Linked DNA regions of Homo sapiens: region 1 is linked to region 2. Evidence: chromatin loops called from intact Hi-C (ENCODE). Cell type or tissue: PC-3. All regions are shown on one strand. Each heading gives the region's core, and the rest is flanking DNA. Links, peaks and the distances in the headings are about the cores only. Region 1 has its middle 84 kb from the start of LINC02084. Region 2 has its middle 32 kb from the start of LINC02084.

The links. A loop is a pair of places that touch in the nucleus more often than their neighbours do. Peaks named below come from ENCODE experiments on the same cell type or tissue, not always from the same donor. Only the 100,000 strongest peaks of a DNase experiment are listed, where the experiment ranks them.
Region 1: a loop joins it to region 2, with 4 times the contacts of the local background. A loop is called at or near these places in 6 of 110 quality-filtered maps.

The regions. Positions count from the first base shown.
Region 1 is chr3:27,625,760-27,631,139 of GRCh38, forward strand. No RefSeq gene overlaps it. Among named protein-coding and RNA genes, the nearest start is that of LINC02084, 84 kb to the right of the region's middle. In PC-3, for the core only: no CTCF peak of the experiment used is centred there; DNase peaks (open chromatin) are centred at 282 and 2,492; H3K4me3 peaks cover 545 bases; H3K27ac peaks cover 3,082 bases.
Region 2 is chr3:27,678,181-27,683,560 of GRCh38, forward strand. No RefSeq gene overlaps it. Among named protein-coding and RNA genes, the nearest start is that of LINC02084, 32 kb to the right of the region's middle. In PC-3, for the core only: a CTCF peak has its summit at 3,221 (motif pointing left); a DNase peak (open chromatin) is centred at 3,181; H3K4me3 peaks cover 504 bases; H3K27ac peaks cover 533 bases.

The DNA of each region.
Region 1 (5,380 bases), core at 142-5,141, 53 kb before region 2:
CTGGGTGACAGAGTGAGACTCTGTCTCGAACAAACAAAAAAACAAATATAGAGGGTAAACCAGGTCTCAAGGCAGATGTGAACCGTGGTGGACAGACTCTAGAGTGGCCCCATGTTCTTTCCCTGAACAATCCTCTCTCCTTCCGTGTAGGAGAAACCTACTACTTGCTTCTAATCAATAGGCTGTGACAAGGCTAATGGCATGTCTCTCCTGTGATTATGTTATGACATATATATGGCTCATCTTGCTAGCATACATCAGAGACAGGCTCTCTATTGCTGGCTTTAGTAGCTGTCACGATGTGAGAGGGCCTATGGAGAGGGCTGTGAGGCAAGGAACCATGGGGGCCTTCAGGAGCTGACTGCAGCCCCTGGCTGACAGCCAGCAAGGAAATGGGATCTCAGTCCTACAAATGAATTCTGCTAACAACCCGAGGGAGCTTGGAAGTGGATCTTCTCCCATTTGAGCCTCTATTGAGGCTGCAACCCTGGCTGACACCTGGATTACAGTGTGGTGAAGACCCCGAAAAAGAGAACCCTGCTAAGCTGTGGCTCTGACTTACAGGAACTGTGGGATTATAAATATGTGTTGTTTTAAAGCACTAAATTTATGGTAATTTGTTACACAACAACAGAACATTTTCTATAAACTTTCATCAGTCAGCAAACATCAGATTATCTGCTCTGTGCCTAGCACTGTGACAAAATGTTTATGGTGGTTTTGAATTTCTCTGAATTTCTCAAATGAACAGACAGAGCAGTTAGGCTATCTAAATCAATCACCTGTAGCAACATTTACAATAAAACTGCATAGCAAGGTATTCTCACAACTCCTAGACACTGTGGGCAAGGACAAACTATCCAAAGCTGCAAGACCCATGTGGGATAAGAAACTGGGATGAAACAGAGGGAAGGTGACTGGGTTTCTGACAGTCATGAGAAAAGGAAAGCACTAAGTCACCAGTGGACACTCACCAGAAAGCAAGGCAGGTCAATCTGAAAATAGCCACTACACTGGAATGGCGTTCTACAAGATCCAATTTGAGTGTGCATGCAAGGAGATGGCAAAGCAGTCGGATCTGACAGTGCTGGAGTCACTGGGGCCCCGAATGCTCTTGAAACACAAACAGGAGCTCCCTTCCAAGACAAAGTTCGGCAGTGAGGAGAAAATGCTGGACGTAATCCAAACTGAGCAGGGCCAGGACAGTAGGGCATGGGACAAAAAGGTTCGGATACAAGTAGGGAAGAAAGCAATCCAGACATGATCAGGTCTAGAAAATTTAAAGTTTCACATACACACACAGAGTTGTTTTCGTTCGTTTGTTTGTTTTGGGGGTGGGGGACAGAATCTTGCAGTTGCTCAGGCTGGAGTGCAGTAGCATGATCTTGGCTCACTGCAACCCTCGCCTCCCTGGTTCAAGTGATTCTCCTGCCTCAGCCTCCCGAGTACCTGGGACTACAGGCTCATGCCACCACCTCTGGCTAATTTTTGTAATTTTAGTAGAGACGAGACTTCACCATGTTGGCCAGGCTGGTCTCAAACTCCTGGACTCAAGCCATCTTCCCACCTCGGCCTCCCAAAGTGCTGGGATTACAGGTGTGAGCCACTGTGCTAGGACTATTTGTTTTTTTAAACACTTTGTAAAAACAGTAGAAGAGCTCTAGAGCTCTGAAGCTAGAAAAGCTATACTGTCACTCCTCCATCCTAACACAGAGGAAAATTTATTTCACTTAAAAAGTTATAAACAGAAACAAACCATGGTGGAATCTTATACAAAATTATTAAAAGAAAAAGGAGGCCGGGTGCGGTGGCTCATGCCTGTAATCCCAGCACTTTGGGAGGCTAAGGCGGGTGGATCACCTGAGGAAGAGGAGTTCAAGACCAGCCTGACCAACATGGTGAAACCCCATCTCTACTGAAAATACAATATTAGCCAGGCATGGTGGTGCGTGCCTGTAATCCCAGCTACTTGGAAGGCTGAGGCAGGAGAACTGCTTGAACTCAGTGGCTCCCACCTGTAATCCCAGCTACTCAGGAGGATTGCTTGAGCTCAGGAGGTCAAGTTTGAAGTGAGCTAAGATTATGCCACTGCACTCCAACCTGGGTGACAGAGCAGGACCTCATCACCCAACACCAAAAAAGAGAGAGATACACATAGAGAGAGACACACATAGAGACAAAACCCCATTAAAAAGTAGGGTTAGGTCAAATAAAAATGATACAATCTGATTATTACAAATTAACTTTTTTCTATCCCCTGTAACTCCCAGCAAAATGCTGGCACATTAAACAAATAAACAAATAAGTTCAATTTGTTAAAAAAAAAATGGGCAAAAGCCTTAAACAGACATTTCACACACACACACACAAACATATATATAGCCAAATAGCATATGACAAATTGTTTATAAGGGAAATATAAGTTAAAACCACAATGAGATTTCACTTCCTGCCGGCTACAAAGGCTAAAATAAAAAGTTCTTGTAATACCAAATTTTGGCAGGGATGTGGTGTAACTGGAGCACCCATACATTTTTATTAGAAGTGTTAAATAGCATAACTACTTTGGAAAACAATGTGACCGTTTCTTATAAAGTTAAGCATATACTACCCTTACCATATGATCTAGCTGTTCTATTTCTAGCTATTTATTCAAGAGAAACAAAAAGTTATGCTCAATAATAGACCTGTATGCACATAGTTACGGCTTTATTCATAATGGTCCCAAATTGGAAACAAATCAAATATATCCATTAACAGATAAACAGATAAGCAAATTACAGTATATTTACACAATGGAGCATTACTCATCCACAAAAATGAATGTATTATTGATACAGGCAACATCGTGGACACATCTTTAAAACATGCTAAACAAAAGAAGTCAGACACCAAACAGTACATACTGCATGGTTGCATTTATATAAATTTCTGTAGCTAAAACCAACATATAGTGACCAGTAACTGCCTGATAGAAGGGATTTACAAACGGGCATAAAGATATTTTCTGAAGTGATGGAAATTTTCTATATGTTTATTGGGGTGCTGCTTGGATGGGTTTCTACTTTGTCAAGTCTTTACCTGTATACTTAAAATGTGTGAATTTTATTGTATATGAATTATACCTCAAGAAAGTTTACATAAAATAAATTTATATTTTTTGTTCTGTCCACTGAAAAGGACTAGCAACAGTAACCAATTATTGCCGAAGGGTAGGCCTAGCACCCAGATTGTGACTCCCTGAAGAAATGGCTAATTCCAACCGGAATCATTGTACATTTCCATATAAAAATAAGCCTACCACACTTTGTCATGCCATAAAGCAAGGCAGCTCTTAAAGACTACGAGGGTCATGTTAAAAAGACTTAGATGCCGTACTTAGTAGGCTCCCACTGGTCAAAGACGAAACAAATTGAACATCAATAATGACTTAAAATTCTCAGATATGTTTAAATCTGTAAGTTCACTAAAAAACCCCATCGCATTAACATTGAATATCTTTGAAGAATGCTAGGAAACAACTTCATTAATTTTTAAACAGACAAATGAATAAAATGTTTATCTTGCCTTCACTATGCAAAAAATAACCAAATAGTTGATATGGGAAATTTTTCTTTACAGAGAAATTCCAGCTAATAAATAAAGAATGAGTGATAGAGTTAGAATATCACCATTTGAATTACTGGATCTAGGCAATGATCACTAGGGGTTGATAACATCACCAAAAAGGAGACAATCAGACATTACGCACTTTCCAGGAAAAAGACACAGCACCACCTATGGTGTTGTCTTGCCAAAAAAAATAATAATTGAGGCTAAATCTGATCAAGCCTCCTGATCTGACTGCACATTTACAGGAAATATGAGACACAGAGAAACGTGTTAAATGGTACCACAGGGATGCAGCAAGCAAGATACAGACTGTAGGAAATGTTTCCTATCAAATGATTCAAGTGACTTCAACAAAAAAAACTGCAAAGAGAGAAGAAAAAAAGAGATGGAAGAAGGATAGATAGTTTAAAAGAAATGAGACCAAACAATCATGATGCATAGACATTATCCTGATGTGGAATGAAATAAAGAAAATATAAAAGCAATATGTAAAAATTCAAACACTGGTTATTTGATTATAGTAAAGAATTATCATTAATTTTTTAGGTTTGGAAGTGGCGGGATTTTTTTAAGATATTAGTAGAGTCTGGAATTTGCACCAAAATAATAAAAGTGTGGGGACTGAGTGGGGATATACGTGAAATAAGACTGGCCATCTACTGATTATTGTTGAAGCTGGGTTATGGGTATATTTGGCTCATTAAGCTAGGGTCTGTGTTTTTGTGTACGTTTTAAAATTTTATCATAAAAAGTGGAAAATAAAAGCAATCCGTTTGAGAAAAGACCGATACATCTGAAATAATTACCAAATTGTGACAAATAGTTAAATGGTAGGACACACAGATAGGTTTAAATACAAAGCAAAATCTTTTTTTTTTTTTTTTTTTTTTTTTTGAGACGGAATCTCGCTCTGTCGCCCAGGCTGGAGTGCAGTGGCGCGATCTCGGCTCACTGCGAGCTCCGCCTCCTGGGTTCACGCCATTCTCCTGCCTCAGCCTCTCCAAGTAGCTGGGACTACAGGCACCCTCCCCCAAGCCCGGCTAATTTTTTTTTTTTTTTTTTGTATTTTTAGTAGAGACGGGGTTTCACCGTGGTCTTGATCTCCTGACCTCGTGATCCGCCCGCCTCGGCCTCCCAAAGTGCTGGGATTAGAAGCGTGAGCCACCGCGCCCGGCCAGCAAAATCTTATCCCCAAAATTATCTTTCAGAAAAGGAGTAACTGGACTTAAATTCTAGTCCTTATAAGTCTTTCACATTATGGGCTCTGTCTCAATGACTTCATTTTGAACAACAAATTATTGATGGAGAATAACATATTAACCTGAAACCACTTCAGTCAATACTAGCTTGACATGTTTATAGATATCAAGTGATAAAGTTGTTTCAAAAAGGAATGCAGAGGTTTAACAAAGATATGGTAATTATTCCAAAGGTTATAGCCTCTCAGTTAAAGATGTTGGCTGTATTATAAAGAAGATAGTTTAAACCAAGATTTTTTAAAAAGGCAATTCAGTAATTATATTGAGGAAATCATAAATATAAGCAAATAGTCCTAATATGTGAATAGCTACTTATAGTTTGGGATAAATTTTCTAGCAATAGCTCAATACAGGATTTCGAAAAGGAAATCTTACTTATCTGGAAGTAAAGAACTTAGCTGGAAGTGAAGATGATACCATCTGAACACTGCATTTGATGACTCAAAATGTGGCCTTAGTGATGACTAAGAAATTAAGTTGCACCTAGGAGTTTTGTTTAAACTGTCTCA
Region 2 (5,380 bases), core at 273-5,272:
AGGCAGGAGAATCACTTGAACCTGAGAGGTAGAGTCTGCAGTGAGCTGAGATTGTGTCACTGCACTCCAGCCTGGGCAACAAAGTGAGACTGTCTCAAAAAAAAAAAAAAAAAAAAAGAAAGAAAGAAAAGAAAACAAAATGAGTTTTAAAAAAATTTAAAGAATACAGTCAAGAAGTGAGAACACTCAGGGTCTTGAAGTCACTGAGGGGAGGTGTTTCAGTAGCTACTACTATTGCAATGAGTATCAAAGAGAGTCTTCTTGGTAGAATTTCACAAACAGTAATAGAATAGCTCACCTTTACTGTAGATGTATGATGTGCTAGGCACTACATTAACACTTTACATTTGTCTCCTCACCCAACCTCTCCTTACATGTGTGTTAGGCTGTATCAACATTCTGATTTTTACAGATGGGGAAACTGAGGCTTATAGAGAGTAAGAAGCTCTTCTAATACTGCACAGCAAGTGAGCAATGGAAATAGTCTTAGAGTTCAAGATCCTCTTATTCCATCCTTTTAACCTCTCCAAAATATGAAATAAGATGGTACTCAGAGAAATACCTTTGCTCTTTTCCTGGCAAAAAATCTTAGGGAAGGTACACCATAAAGAAACAAACACAGAAGTTCCTCCTGGTGCCTAAAACCCCCAAGTGCCCAAAGTCTAAATAGAGTGTAAACAGTTTGTCCTTACCCACAGTTTTGCTTTCCGAGGTTTCAGTTACCTACAGTCAACTGTGGTCTGAAAATATTACAGTATTTTGAGAGAAAGAGAGATATGACATTCACATAACCTTTTTTGTTTTTGTTTTTTGAGACAGAGTTTTGCTCTTGTTGCCCAGGCTGGAGTGCAATGGCGCGATCTCGGCTCACCACAACCTCCGCCTCCCAGGTTCAAGCGATTCTCTTGCCTCAGCCTCTGGAGTAGCTGGGATTACAGGCATTCACCACCATGCCTGGCTAATTTTGTATTTTTAGTAGAGACAGGTGTTTCCATGTTAGTCAGGCTGGTCTAGAACTCCCAACCTCAGGTGATCCGCCTGCCTTGGCCTCCCAAGGTGTTGGGATTACAGGCATGAACCACTGTGTCCGGCCTTTTTTTTTTGGAGTGCAGTGGCAAGATCTCAGCTCACTGCAACCTCTGCCTCCCAGGTTCAAGCAATTGTCATGTCTCAGCCACCCAAGTAGCTGGGATTACAGGCATGTGCCACCAAGCCCAGCTAGTTTTTATATTTTTAGTGGAGATGGGGTTTTGCCATGTTGGCCAGGCTGGTCTTAAACTTCTGGCCTCAATTGATCCACCTGCCTCAGCCTCCTAAAGTGCTGAGATTACAGGCATGAGCCACTGCACTTGGCCCACATAACTTGTATTTTAGTATATTGTTATAATTGTTCTATTTTATTATTAGTTATTTGTGTTAATCTCTTACTGTGCCTAATTTATAAATTAAACTTTATCATGTGTATCTATGTATAGGAAAAAACATAGTATACATAGGGTTCAGTATTAGCTGCAGTCTCATCCACTAGGGATCTTGGCACACATTCCTTGACGATAAGGGGGAACTACTGTTTAAGTGGCTTCAAGTGACTTTTACAGATCAGTTGAAACCCTCAGCTCCTAGTATATATCCACCCTGGCTTCTTCCCTCTTTGCTTTGCTTGGAGCTTGCTCTGAGTAACTTGTTTTCAGTCATAACTTTTGTATTAAAACAGATGAGGGTGGCCAGGCCAGATGGCTCATGCCTGTATGCCTGTAATCCCAGCACTTTGTGAGGCCAAGGCAGGAGGATCACTTGAGCCCAGGAGTTTGAGACCAGCCTGGGCAACATGGTGAGACCACATCTCCACAAAAAATAAACAAAATCAGCCAGATGTGGTGGTGTGTGCCTGTGGTCCCAGCTACTCAGGGGGCTAACAAGGAAGGCTCTCTTGAGCCTAAGCAGATGAATCTGCAGTGAGCAGTGTTTGTGCCACTGCTCTCCAGCCTGGGCGACAGAGCAAGACTCTGTCTCAAAAAACAAATGAACACACCCACAAAAAAACCACCCCCACCGCTACCAAAATAAACAGATGAGGGTGTGGGACACCCTTTAATTTTGTTTTTCTTAAACTATCTCTACTTCGAGTTCTGGGAACTTGAATAATGTTTTCTCTCTTCCAACTGCACTTAGGGATCTTGTGATCCAGTTCAGTCATAAGCCACTTACAAGCTTATGTGAGATAGAAGCTCCAGCACGTTCATGAAGGCAGCTCATATAACCAAGATCACCCCCTTCCCTTTTCCTTTTCCCACATGCTGACTCCAAGTAAGTTTTTTGTTGTTGTTTTGTTTTCATTTTTTAGAGACAGGGTCTCACTCTGTCAGCTCACTACAGCCTGGGCCTCCTGGGCTCAAGCAGTCCTCCTGCCTCAGCCTCCTGAGTAGGTGGGACCACAGACACATGCCACCACACCTGGCTAATTAAAAAAAAAAATTGTGTGGAGAAGGGGGTCTCACTATGTTGCTCAGGCTGGTCTCCAACTCCTGGCCTCAGCAATCCTCTTGCCTCAGCCTCCCAAAGCAATGAAATTACAAGCATGAGCCACTGCACCAGGCTGCCAAGTGGTTTTTACTAGGAATCAGGACTTTTAAGACTGACAGTGACACAGAAATTGACACTTGCTTTACCCTGCTGGAGCTCATCAAGGACAATGGCAGCCTGTTGGGCATGCTCAGCATGCCAGACCACAGACCAAGGTCTCAGCTTCCCTCTGGAACTCCACTACAAGCAGATCGTATCGGTGAGTGCTTAAACACAGTGGCATGAATAGAGCAGCCCACTGTCTCATTACTTTAAGCACCACGCTTGAGAATTCCAAGCCAACAGAAGAACTCGACCTGTTCCCAAGCCTTTTGTTGCCGTCTCCTAAATCCTGCAAGTCCTCCTCCTTAAACTAAAGGGCTGGGGATTTCAGAAAGGGTGAAGGAAACAGTGCTCTTGAATCAGAAACAAGAACAAGGCACACAGGAACTTTTTCCTGACCTTCAACTTAATCACTTGCCTACCAAGGAGCTAAAAGCATTCACATTTTAATTTTCAAGGAAATGTTTGGTCTCAGTTTTCAGGTTCTTCCTGCTTGACTGGGTGTCCTCATTTCTCTCAGAAAAAAAAAAAAAAAAAAAGACAGTGATGACACAGATCTGCCTGCCCTCTAGTGGGCAACGAAAAGAATTTAAAGTATGACGAAAGACGAGCCTCCAGGGAATTAAGATGACTTTTTAACTTTGCTACATTTCCCCTAACTGACTAGCAGATTGAGTTTTTGCCAACACTGCTCAAACAGAACCTGCAGACCATGTCTACAAGAAGTTGAACTTTTTCTTGATAAAAACAATGACTGGTGGGAGAAAAAAGAGGTGACATCAGAAAACGGGGAAATCACTGGGTTTGGAATGAGCTGTGCATGGCACTGAAGAGTCATGTGACTAGATCTCACCAATCATCAGCTATCTCATATGTCAAACTGGGATAATAGTACCCATTATCATACCAGTGCGGTGAGAATCGAGGACATCTGGAACATATTATTTGTGTTAATTGTGCTTCATCAAGCCATGTGACTTTGGCTAGAGTGCAGTGGCACCATCTCGGTTCACTGCAACCTGCACCGCCTGGGTTCAAGTGATTCTCCTGCCTCAGCCTCCAGAATAGCTGGGACTACAGATGCCCGCCACCACCCCTGGCTAATTTTTGTATTTTTAGTAGGGACGGGATTTCACCATATTGGCCAGGCTGGTCTCAAACTCCTGACCTCAAGTGATCCACCCGCCTTGGCATCCCAAAGTGCTGAGATTACAGGCGTGAGCCACCGCCACCGTTCAAGCCTCGTGACTTTAAAGAGAAGATACCATTATAAAATGAAGGCAGAGGAAGGGTGAAAACAAAGGCACCATCCTGGCTAACACGGTGAAACCCGGTCTCTACTAAAAATACAAAATATTAGCCGGGCGTGGGGGTGGGCGCCTGTAGTCCCAGCTACTCGGGAGGCTGAGACAGGAGAATGGTGTGAACCCGGGAGGCAGAGCTTGCAATGAGCCGAGATCGCGCCACTGCACTCCGGCCTGGGCAACACAGCGAGACTCTGTCTCAAAAAAAAAAAAAAAAAAAAAAGAGAAAAGGAAACAAAGGCACTGAGAAAGAAGCTCAAGCCCACCCACAGAGAACCCTTAAAGACACAAATTCATGTTTCTTGCTTAAATCTTAATTCAATCTGATTCCACAAATAGGTTTACTCTGATACAATTATCAGCAGTACAATTGAAATCTAAAGAAAGAAAAAATGACTTTCCTTCAGGTGTCTGCAATGTAAATGAAAATTAAAGCCTGGATATATGATTGTCTTTTCTCACTTAGTTTGCAATGAAATCAGCCCACCAAAATATAAACTTTTACCTAGCACTCTTTTCAAAAAACTTTTAACACACACATTTTAAAAAATTCTCTCACCTCCTACTTAACCTGAAATCTTGCTTAGAAACAAAGCTAAACTTGGAGTGATAATGGCTTTTCTTTAGCTACAATTCCTAAGGTTAAAAAAAAAAAACAAAATTAAAAACTACTGATGTATGCTATTTAAAAAAATAAAAAGCAGCCATCCTCCCATCTGCCTGCAAACCCCAATGTAAAAAAATAAATAAATAAAAATAAAAAATAAAATACTTTTCTAAACTCTGAAAGAAGATCTAAACTCCGACACTCTGGCCTCAGGACCCAATGTTAAAAAATAAATCTTAGAATTCAATCTTCTGTGACTTTTTTTTTTCTCAAGATTATCTAAATTTGGCTTATTATGAAGACAAGGACAACCATTCAATACTTATTTATTCCCCAATTAATTCACTCAGACATGCCAAAGCTCTGTACACATGATAATGTCTGACATTTCTTGCTTTCTATGGTATAACAGGAAACTTGACATCTCAACAAAAAAGATAAAATGAGGACATATATCATAAGACTATTGAATTCTTCAGGAAGGCAATATTATTTTAAGATTATGCTTCAAAGAATTATAAGCAAAATGAAGAGGCACCATTTCAAAAGCACTGATAGTAAATTAAACTTAAAGGAATAATATTCTGAACACTTATAATAATGTAACTCAAAAACCAATCTGTTCTCACAGAAATCTCCAGGACGTCTAAGATAATTTTAAGAGGTGCAGTGAGCAGTATTCTAATGATAGTAGATGCTGTACTAATTTTAACAGAGTAGGCAATTGTTTTGACTCACTCTGTTTTTCAAATACATGTAAAATTCTTGTTGCTCAAGCTATCAATATTTTACAACAGAAAAAATCTAAGTTGTAATAAATATAGTAAAAGCTAAAATTGTAACA